Linked DNA regions of Homo sapiens: region 2 is linked to region 1. A link is an interaction called in ENCODE POLR2A ChIA-PET data of the cell type or tissue named here. Cell type or tissue: GM12878. All regions are shown on one strand. Each heading gives the region's core, and the rest is flanking DNA. Links, peaks and the distances in the headings are about the cores only.

The links. Peaks named below come from ENCODE experiments on the same cell type or tissue, not always from the same donor. Only the 100,000 strongest peaks of a DNase experiment are listed, where the experiment ranks them.
Region 2: POLR2A ChIA-PET joins it to region 1 with 5 read pairs; 3 of 35 experiments call an interaction of 5 or more read pairs at or near these places.

Annotation. Positions count from the first base shown.
Region 1 is chr13:46,370,789-46,375,189 of GRCh38, forward strand. RUBCNL (rubicon like autophagy enhancer) reads right to left here. Exons shown (of 15, transcript NM_025113.5): 3 at 1,153-1,809. The coding sequence starts at 1,687. It also overlaps the pseudogene RNU2-6P. Among named protein-coding and RNA genes, the nearest start is that of RUBCNL, 14 kb to the right of the region's middle. In GM12878, for the core only: no CTCF peak of the experiment used is centred there; no DNase peak of the experiment used is centred there; H3K4me3 peaks cover 1,633 bases; H3K27ac peaks cover 3,286 bases.
Region 2 is chr13:46,132,392-46,136,792 of GRCh38, forward strand. It overlaps LCP1 (lymphocyte cytosolic protein 1), which reads right to left. Exons shown (of 16, transcript NM_002298.5): 14 at 1,736-1,859. Among named protein-coding and RNA genes, the nearest start is that of CPB2, 30 kb to the left of the region's middle. In GM12878, for the core only: no CTCF peak of the experiment used is centred there; no DNase peak of the experiment used is centred there.

The sequences.
Region 1 (4,401 bases), core at 329-4,328:
TCTCTGTTGGGGAGAGGGCTTTCCTCTATAAGACAATCTATTAAGACTAATCTCTCACTTAGCCACTACTAAATTTGCAAGTCACTCTTAATCCTTAGAACTATCCAAGCAAGTGAGCAAAAAAATAGGAAAAAAAAAAAAAAAAGGCCTGTAATCAGTCTTGTCATTTTGCTCAAACTTGGTCCTTATCTCAAAATTAACCATTGAAAGATTGTCCAAAATTTGTTCTTCTTAAGCAATGAATAAATGTGTTAAAGACTGTCATCATCTTTGATTGCTCAAACATTTCCAAAAGAACACATAAACTCCATATTTTAGGTAAGGGGGAAGATGAGCTCCTGCTAGTGAGAAATAAATATACAGAGAAATAGACAGGCAGGCAGCAGGCAGACTGATGACTTTTTAAATTGCTTTGAAAGAAAAAGCTTCATTGATTATTTATACTAGGGTTTGAATAGAAATGTAAATTAATAATGACAAGTGTGACTATAACAAATATTTTAAAATGAAATAAACATGTCACAGATTATAACAATAATAGCTAATTTATTGACTCTTGAGTAGTACTTCGCACGGATTATCCAATTTTTAGGAATTTTAGGGTCTTAGGAATATGTACATTACTTCATAGCAGTGAGAGCCCTTGTTTTAATAAAAAGGGGTTTTGTATAGTCTTCAGGGGAAACTGTAGTTATTGTTTAAAAATCTTACCATTTTCCTGTCAGATTCTATACAGGTAAATATAACAAGTGAAGTGACTTCACCACCTACTAGGTACTGGTGTGAAATGCAGACCCCGTGGCTGTCTGGAAACACCTCCAACCTCCACACTGACTTGAGAGTGCTTCCGATGCTCTCCCCTGTAGACAATTTAATGAGCTCTAAGTTCCTGAAGGCAGACGCCAGCTTAAAGATGGCACATGGCACTGATTATCAACTACATTAAGCTAAAAAGATAACAATTCTCTGCAGTCTAAGGAGAAAGCCAATATTTGATTTCACCTGTTGTGACCGCCCAGATGGCTGGGCTGCTGACAATATTAGATGAGGCAATGCATTGTCCCATGGGGAAGACAACAAGGCAGGCTTTAGAGCAAGGCGAAGCAAGGGTGTGAACAGAGAGGAATGAGGGAGGTCACCTACTAAAATTACCTTCATCAGCAGCAGATGTCAGATGGGAAGGCTCAAAAAAAGCACTGTCAGTCTCAGGATATGGGGAGGTGGCCAAAATCCCAGGGCTTGTGGGCAGAGACACCCGATGAGAGTATCCTGGGCGGACCATGTGTACCTCTGTTGAGGACAGAGAGAAGCTGCTACTCTTTTCACTCGAGCCATGGGGAGAAGCGCTGCCAACGGAGTCTGTGGTATCCTCAGACAACGTTGTCTCTGCCAGGGAGTCCCCGAGGCACGAAGGTGAAGGGCCTGAGGGAGAGGCAGCATCTGTCACAAAATGGGTCCCACTGTTCCCTGCTGCTGGCACCTGAGATTGCAAGTCCTGCGGCTGTTGCTGCACATCCTGGGGGTTAATCCAGACAGCTTTGTGCCTCATGAGCCTGATGTCTAATTGGCAAGGAGGATGGTCAGTGTTCAGGAGTCTGGGCGAACCATCAATAATGCCAGAGTGATCGCTGATCCCTTCCCAGGGCTCCACAGGAGAATCCTGCCTGACTGTAGATTGTGACACCATCTTTCCAGGCTTGTGGCTGGTGTGAATCCATTCAAAACAGATAGGAGTTCCCTGATTGCTGGTACTACTTGATTTGGGCCCTGAACTCACCACATGGCCAGCTGGGGGTCTGGAGAGCTATTCTGCAATGAGCAAGGAATCATTCAAAATAAGTAAGAATTCAATTGTATTTTGGCTACAAATTATTTTGAGATGGCAAAACCCAAAAAATTTAGAAGTCTGTACTTGGCTCTATCCAACATAGTAAAGCCCGCTTGGATTTATAAGTGAAAAAATAAATAAATCAGCCATAAAACTAGCAGTAAACCTACAGAGGCTTGACATTGGGAGAGGAAACATTCTTCAAAGCATAAAATTAAGAAATCACAAAGGATCAACTGATAAATCCCATAAAAATGTAAAACATCCATGCATCAAAATTATTTTAATAAAATTAAATGTCAAATCCAAGACAGGAATACTATCTGGAAGTAAAGACACATTTCCACATTTTCTTTCTTTCTTTTTTTTTTTTTAAACACAGAGTCTCACTCTGTCACCCAGCCTGGAGTGCAGTGGGGCCATCTCGGCTCACTGCAACCTCCGCCTCCCAGGTTCAAGCTATTCTGGTGCCTCAGCCTCCCGAGCAGCTGGGATTACAGGCACGTGCCACCACGCCTGGCTGATTTCTGTATTTTTAGTAGGGACGGGGTTTCACCATGTTGGCCAGGCTGGTTTCAAACTCCTGACCTCAGGTGATCCACTCGCCTCAGCCTCTCAAAGTGCTGGGATTACATGCATGAGCCACTGCGCCCAGCCATTTCCATATGTTCTTATTTTCATTTAGTTTGTTCTTGTGTTTCAACAAAGTAGGCAAAGTGGTACATAAAACAGAGGGATGATCCATAGCACTGAAGACTTTGCTTCATGTAACTTATATTACCTTTCATACTTATAATATCAGTATCAATGTATTCTCAGTTCATAACATTTAAAGAACACAGTATGAATCTAGAACCCATCTTTAAAACCCACTCACTTCTAAGCTCAGATTTTAGCTTTAGTGAAGACGTAATGATTAAAATGTTGAGAGCTACACAAACAAGAAGCACTCTTGTCACTGTAATTACAGGCTCGGGAAATGTTTTGCTTTTCTGTTCTTCCACTGCCCTCTGCATTGTGAAGCTAAAAGCAACTTTCAACAGCAAAAAGCAAGAAGAGACAGGGGAAGGCCTAGAGATAGAAGGGTGGCCTATGCCACATTCACCCTGCACAGTGGTGAACAGGAGACTTTGGAGTCAATTACAGGGCTGTAAATACCATTGCTGTGCATGCAGGCAACTCCCACATGTATCTCTATTTCTGATTTCCCGGCTAGCAAATCTTATTGCCTATTTGACATCTGTCCAGTGGGCACTGCAACCTGATACATCCAAAACAGTCACTCACTTCTCCTGAAACCTGCTCCTTCCCTGCTTTTCCCTCTTCCAATTGCCCAAGCCTGAAACTTAGGAGTCATTTCTGATCCTATCTTTCCTTAGCTCTCCAACTTCATTCCATCAGCAAGTTTATAGCTATAGCTGCTGTCTTAGTCTGAGTTACCGTCTTCTCACACCTGGACGTGCAGCCATAGCTTCCCAATAGATTTCTCTGCTGTTACTCTTGCCCAGGCTGGAGTGCAGTGGCACAATCTCGGCTCACTCCAACCTCTGCCTCCCAGGTTCAAGCAGTTCTCTGCCTCAGCCTCCCAAGTAGCTGGGATTACAGGTGCATGCCACCACACCCAGCTAATTTTTGTATTTTTAACAGAGACGGGGTTTCACCATGTTGGCCAGGCTGATCTTGAACTCCTGACCTTGTGATCCACCTGCCTCAGACTCCCAAAGTGCTGGGATTACAGGTGGGATCCACCGTGCCCGGCCAGTAACACCGTGTTTTAACACCCAGAGGGGTGCGCCGTTCCTAGGGGTACAGCAATACCAAGTTGATGCATGGAGTGGACGGAGCAAGCTCCTAGTCCATGTCCCTGCTCCAAAAATCCATTTAATATATTGTCCTCGGATAGAGGACATATCAGATATTAACTGATAAGAACAGATACTACACTTGATCTTAGCCAAAAGGCCGAGAAGCGATTACTCTTGCCCATTTATAATCAAGAGGTATTCAAGAGATCTTTTATAAACCTAAATCAGATCATGTCATTGCCCTAATCGAAATCCCCCAAAGGCTTCCCATCAAATCTGGAATAAAATCCAGACTCCTTACCTTGCCCTCAAGGCCTGACATGATGCTGTCCCTGTAAACCTCTCTCACTTATCTTCATCCAGCATCCATAAGCCCCAACCACACTGCAAGTTATTGAACCCTATAGGCTCCTTCTAACCCTAGGAATGCTGTTTTATGTTTCCTCTTTCTGAAATGCTCCTCCCCCAGATGATGACACATCTGGCTCCTTCCTGTCATAAATGCCTTGATTTATAAATTACTTCCTCAAAGATATCTTTCCTAACCACCTTTCTGCTTAAGGTAGTTCCCCCATCATTACCTCTCACATCACCATAAACATTTAGTTTTCGTCACAGAGGTGCTCACTTCCTGCTATTTTTTAGTTCATTACCGCCATTCTCCCCCTACTCCCACCTAACTGTAAGCTTCATGAGAGGAGGGGCCTTGTCTGTTCCCTGCCGGGTAGCATGCCCCATACCTAGAGCTGCATATCAGGGTTCAATAAA
Region 2 (4,401 bases), core at 329-4,328, 240 kb before region 1:
CAGGTAAAAGGCATTTTCCTCCCATTTGTGGACCATCACATACAATTACTAGCCATACTCTTAGGAAGTTACTTGAGCTTTGATGTCCTCACCTATAAAATGAGGAAAACAGTAAAGCCAGCTTCACAATGTCAGCGAAGATGCCCTAAGACATGAACAAGGAGCCCCTGGTAGCCAGAGCCCATTCAATATCTAGAGCTCCTTTCAACTTTGCTTTTCTTTACTGCCTTTCCAAATCTCTTTCTGGAAGAATCTGCTTGCCGCCTTTCCAAATCTCTTTCTGGAAGAATCTGCTTGCATCAGTGACCAGCATCCACTCCTAACTCTGCTCAGCTCTCCAGACTGAACAGTAGGCTGGAGATAGAGCAGAGGTGACGGTTATCTGTGATGAGCTCACAGCAGGTGGACACTCCTGCGACAGCCCTGCCCTGACAATATCTTCTGCTACTGCTTGTGGAAAGAGATTTTCATTTTTTCTTGATTTTGAAACACAGGATGGATATCATGACGAACCACCTCACCAACCCTGTTAATACAACTCGGAAGGTGTTCCTCCCCCTAATCCTGACCTTCAAGCTAGAAAAATGTAGTTAAGATGGCACAGGCATTATGATGATGTGGATCAAGTGCACACGTCCTTTGAGGAGGAATCCAGTTAATGCATGAAACATGAGTCAAGAAATTTAATAAAATGCTGCTATTAATAAAAATGAGATTTAGATAGAAGTACACAACTGCTTTTTTACAAAAAACATCACAAGGGAGATCTTTGAGCATTTTACATGTCACCATTATAATATTAATCTGAATCATGGAGGTGCCCACATTTTACGAATACTATCATAGTTTATATTACTTTGAAAGAACAATGCCTAAAATCTTGCTTTTAAAATCATGGATTTTAAGTGGGAACTAAGCACTGAGTACACATGGACATAAAGATGGGAATAAGCCAGGCATGGTGGCTCACGCCTATAATCCCAAAGCACTTTGGGAGGCTGAAGCAGGAGGATCTCTGGAGGCCAGGAATTTAAGACCAGCCTGGGCCACATAGTGAGACCTCATTTCCAAACAAACAAACAAAAATTGCTGGGCATGGTAGTGTGCACCTGTAGTCCCAGCTCCTCAGGAGGCTGAGGCAGGAGGATCACTTGAGCCCAGGAGGTTGAGGCTGCAGTGAGCCACAATCATGCCACTGTACCCCAGCCTGGGTGACAGAGTGAGACCTTGTCACAAAAAACAGATATGAAAAGTAAACATAAATAATAAAAAATATTAAAAAATAAATTAAAATTAAAAATATAAAAATTAAAATTAAAAATAGACAGTAGAAACTAGGTGAATGGGGAGGGAGGGAGGAGGACAAGGGCTAGAAAACTGCCTGTTGGGTACGATGCTCCATACCTCGCTGGTGGATTTATTTGTACCCCAAACCTCAGCATCACTCAATATACCCATGTAACAAATCTGCACATGTACCCCCTAAATCCAAAATAAAAGTTGAAATTTTTTTTACTGATGGGTTTTTATGATTAACTTATGGGAGAAAGTATTGAGAAATTCATTAATGAAATGGCTGATGAACATCAAAACAATAACGAGTCATTTAAGCAAAATTGAAATGGGAGGGGGAGCCTCTAATACCTACCACTGAAGGTCACTTGAACACATAATGAAAACAATACAGATAGGCATAGAGCTCAGATGGCCTCTAGCAGAAGACAAAGAATTTTACCTTGAAACTAGAGATGGATGAACTTTTCTTTGCTTCCCTCAATGTTTCATTCACCCAGTTGACAATAATGTCATCATTGACCTTCTGGCCACCACCAATTTCTTCGAGGATATTCAGTGTATACCTGAACAAAATAAAGAATGCTTTCTGGAGAACAGTTGCTAAAGAATTTAATATAAACAAAAAGTAGCTAAGGATGGAATTTTTTTTTCGGGTATGTCATAGAAGACAGTCTGGACACCATTACATTTGAGAGAAAAAAAGAACATATTACAACATTAGTTCCTTTTAGAATAACTTAAGACGTGACTTTATGGCTAGTATAATGAAATGTAAAGCAGATACCTCCTTTCTAAGCATGATCATTGCTCTGAGCAAAAAGAAAAAGCCAAAGGGAAAAAATGCAAGGAAAGGAAAATGAAGGAAAAGATTCCAACCTGTGGCAATTTAAAAAAGATAAAAAATCAAGCAATAACTCAATGTTGGAAAAGTCTGAGTAGCCTACATGATAAAGAAAAAGTATAAAATACTTTTTGCCTTATATAAGTAAAAATGTTAGAAATATGCTGACAAAGATAATCTTTAGTCTGAAGGTAAGAATTACCTTAGATACCTACTGTTATGAGAATTGGTTTGTTTGTTGTTTTGGAGGGGTTGGGGGACATTTATTAAGAAGAGGCTTTAACCTCTTAAAATTCTATAGACTAGGCCAGGCGCCAGTAATCCCGGCACTTTAGGAGGCCAAGGTGAGCAGTTCACTTGAGCTCAGGAGTTCCAGACCTGCCTGGGAAACATAACGAAACCCGGTCTCTACCAAAAACACACACAAAAAATTAGCTGGACATGGCAGCGCTTGTCTGTAGTCCCAGCTACTAGGGAGGCTGAGGTAGGAGGATTGCTTGAGCCTGGGAGGCAGAGGTTGCAGTGAGCTGAGATAGTGCCACTGCACTCCAGCCTGGGCAACAGAGTGAGACTCTGTCTCAAAAAAAAAAAAAAAGAAAAAAAAAAAACCCACACTGTCTCTGGAGCAGAGAAGAACCACCATTCCCTAAAGCTACTCACTTCTGAAAGGGAAATGCATGGGAGAAAGCCCAGCAGTCCAGGAACACATGGGTTTGTGGACTTCATGGTTCAGGTTGGCAGGAGGGGATCAAATTACACATGAAAGACCTTCAGGGCTAGAATTACAGTGTGTGCTTCTCAAACTGAAACTCAAGAATCCTGTGACTGAATCTCATCTGACCGGTTCTACCTAAATTCAGGTCACCCTCCACTTGTGTGCTCTAGGATTTTGCTTACATAATCCATCGGGTATCTTCCTCTAGTTCCTGCTCCTATGGACAGTACAGTTCTCCCGTGACTTTCCAGATGGTTTTCAAGTTTAGTCCCTGAAATAAGAGCAATGCCCTGCTTCTTCTAGGTGAAAACACCTTCCCATTATTGAAGAGAGGAAGGAAAATGGCTTGTGCAACTTTTCTTTATCAAAATTCACATTTAAACTGACAGTGATGTCCTATCAATTACACCTCGTAAGTCTCCCTCAAATCAATTAGCTCCTCTTCATTCTGTTTCTCCACCTCACAGAATTTCCTTTCTGAAGTACAGTTCTGGTCTGTCTTTTTTTTTTTTTTTTTTTTAAGAGATGGGGTCTCACTACATGGCCCATGGCCCAGGCTGGAGTGCAGTGGATATTCACAGGTATGGTCATGGCTCACTGCGCCCCCGAACTCCTGGGCTCAAGCAAGCCTCCCTAGTACGGGATGGACCACAGACACATGCCACAGCTCCCTGCTTGGTCACATTTAATGTGATTCGACATGGCCCAAAGAATACAGGTTAAGCTCCAGCACACAGCACACAAGGCCCTTTACAATTTGGCTCTAGTATTCTTTTCCAGCACATCTGTGATTTCCTTCTTCCCTCTCTGCTTCCTTGCCCATCGTGTGCTACACACACACACACACACACACACACACACACACACACAAAGACCTATACACATTTCAACCACACAGAACCATCAGCAGCTCCCCAGGCACACCTCCATCCTCCTTCTGCCTCCTGCTTCTGGGACTCATCTGTACTCACTACCTGGGCCCCCTTCCCTTCTAGTGAATTCCTAATCATTTGAACAATCCTCAGCTCAAGTATCACTTTTCCAGCTTGCACAGTGTATTCATCAGTATTGGTATACTTGCTTCAAACCTGTTCCCAGAACTTGTGATGGCATTGGTATCCACCGTGTGCCCTCGGACAGGGTCCATGTGCCCTGTTCATCAGAGGTTAGCAGACTGCCTAGCACTACTGGACATCTAGTAAATGAAGGCACAGAGAGGCGGGTGAAATAAATAGAGTGACTGTCTCCCAGGGAAAGCAAGGGGATAAGAAAGATGTTTAGTCTGGTCCAAGAGATGGGACCAAAATGCTGAGAAATCATGAGTATAAATGGGGTAAGTGCAGATAGATTTTCAAAATATTTCTAGTTTGGAAAAGATCCTACTTTTGATCTCTTCATAAAGGTTACATTTTATGGCATAACTGGCTTCTTATTTCCAGATAGCATGCATATTAAGTTATTAGCATTTACTGTAACATCTAAGAATTTCTGCCTAATGAACATCTGAATTAAAAAAAAGGTAGGTTAGTGCTTGCTTCATTAGGTCCTC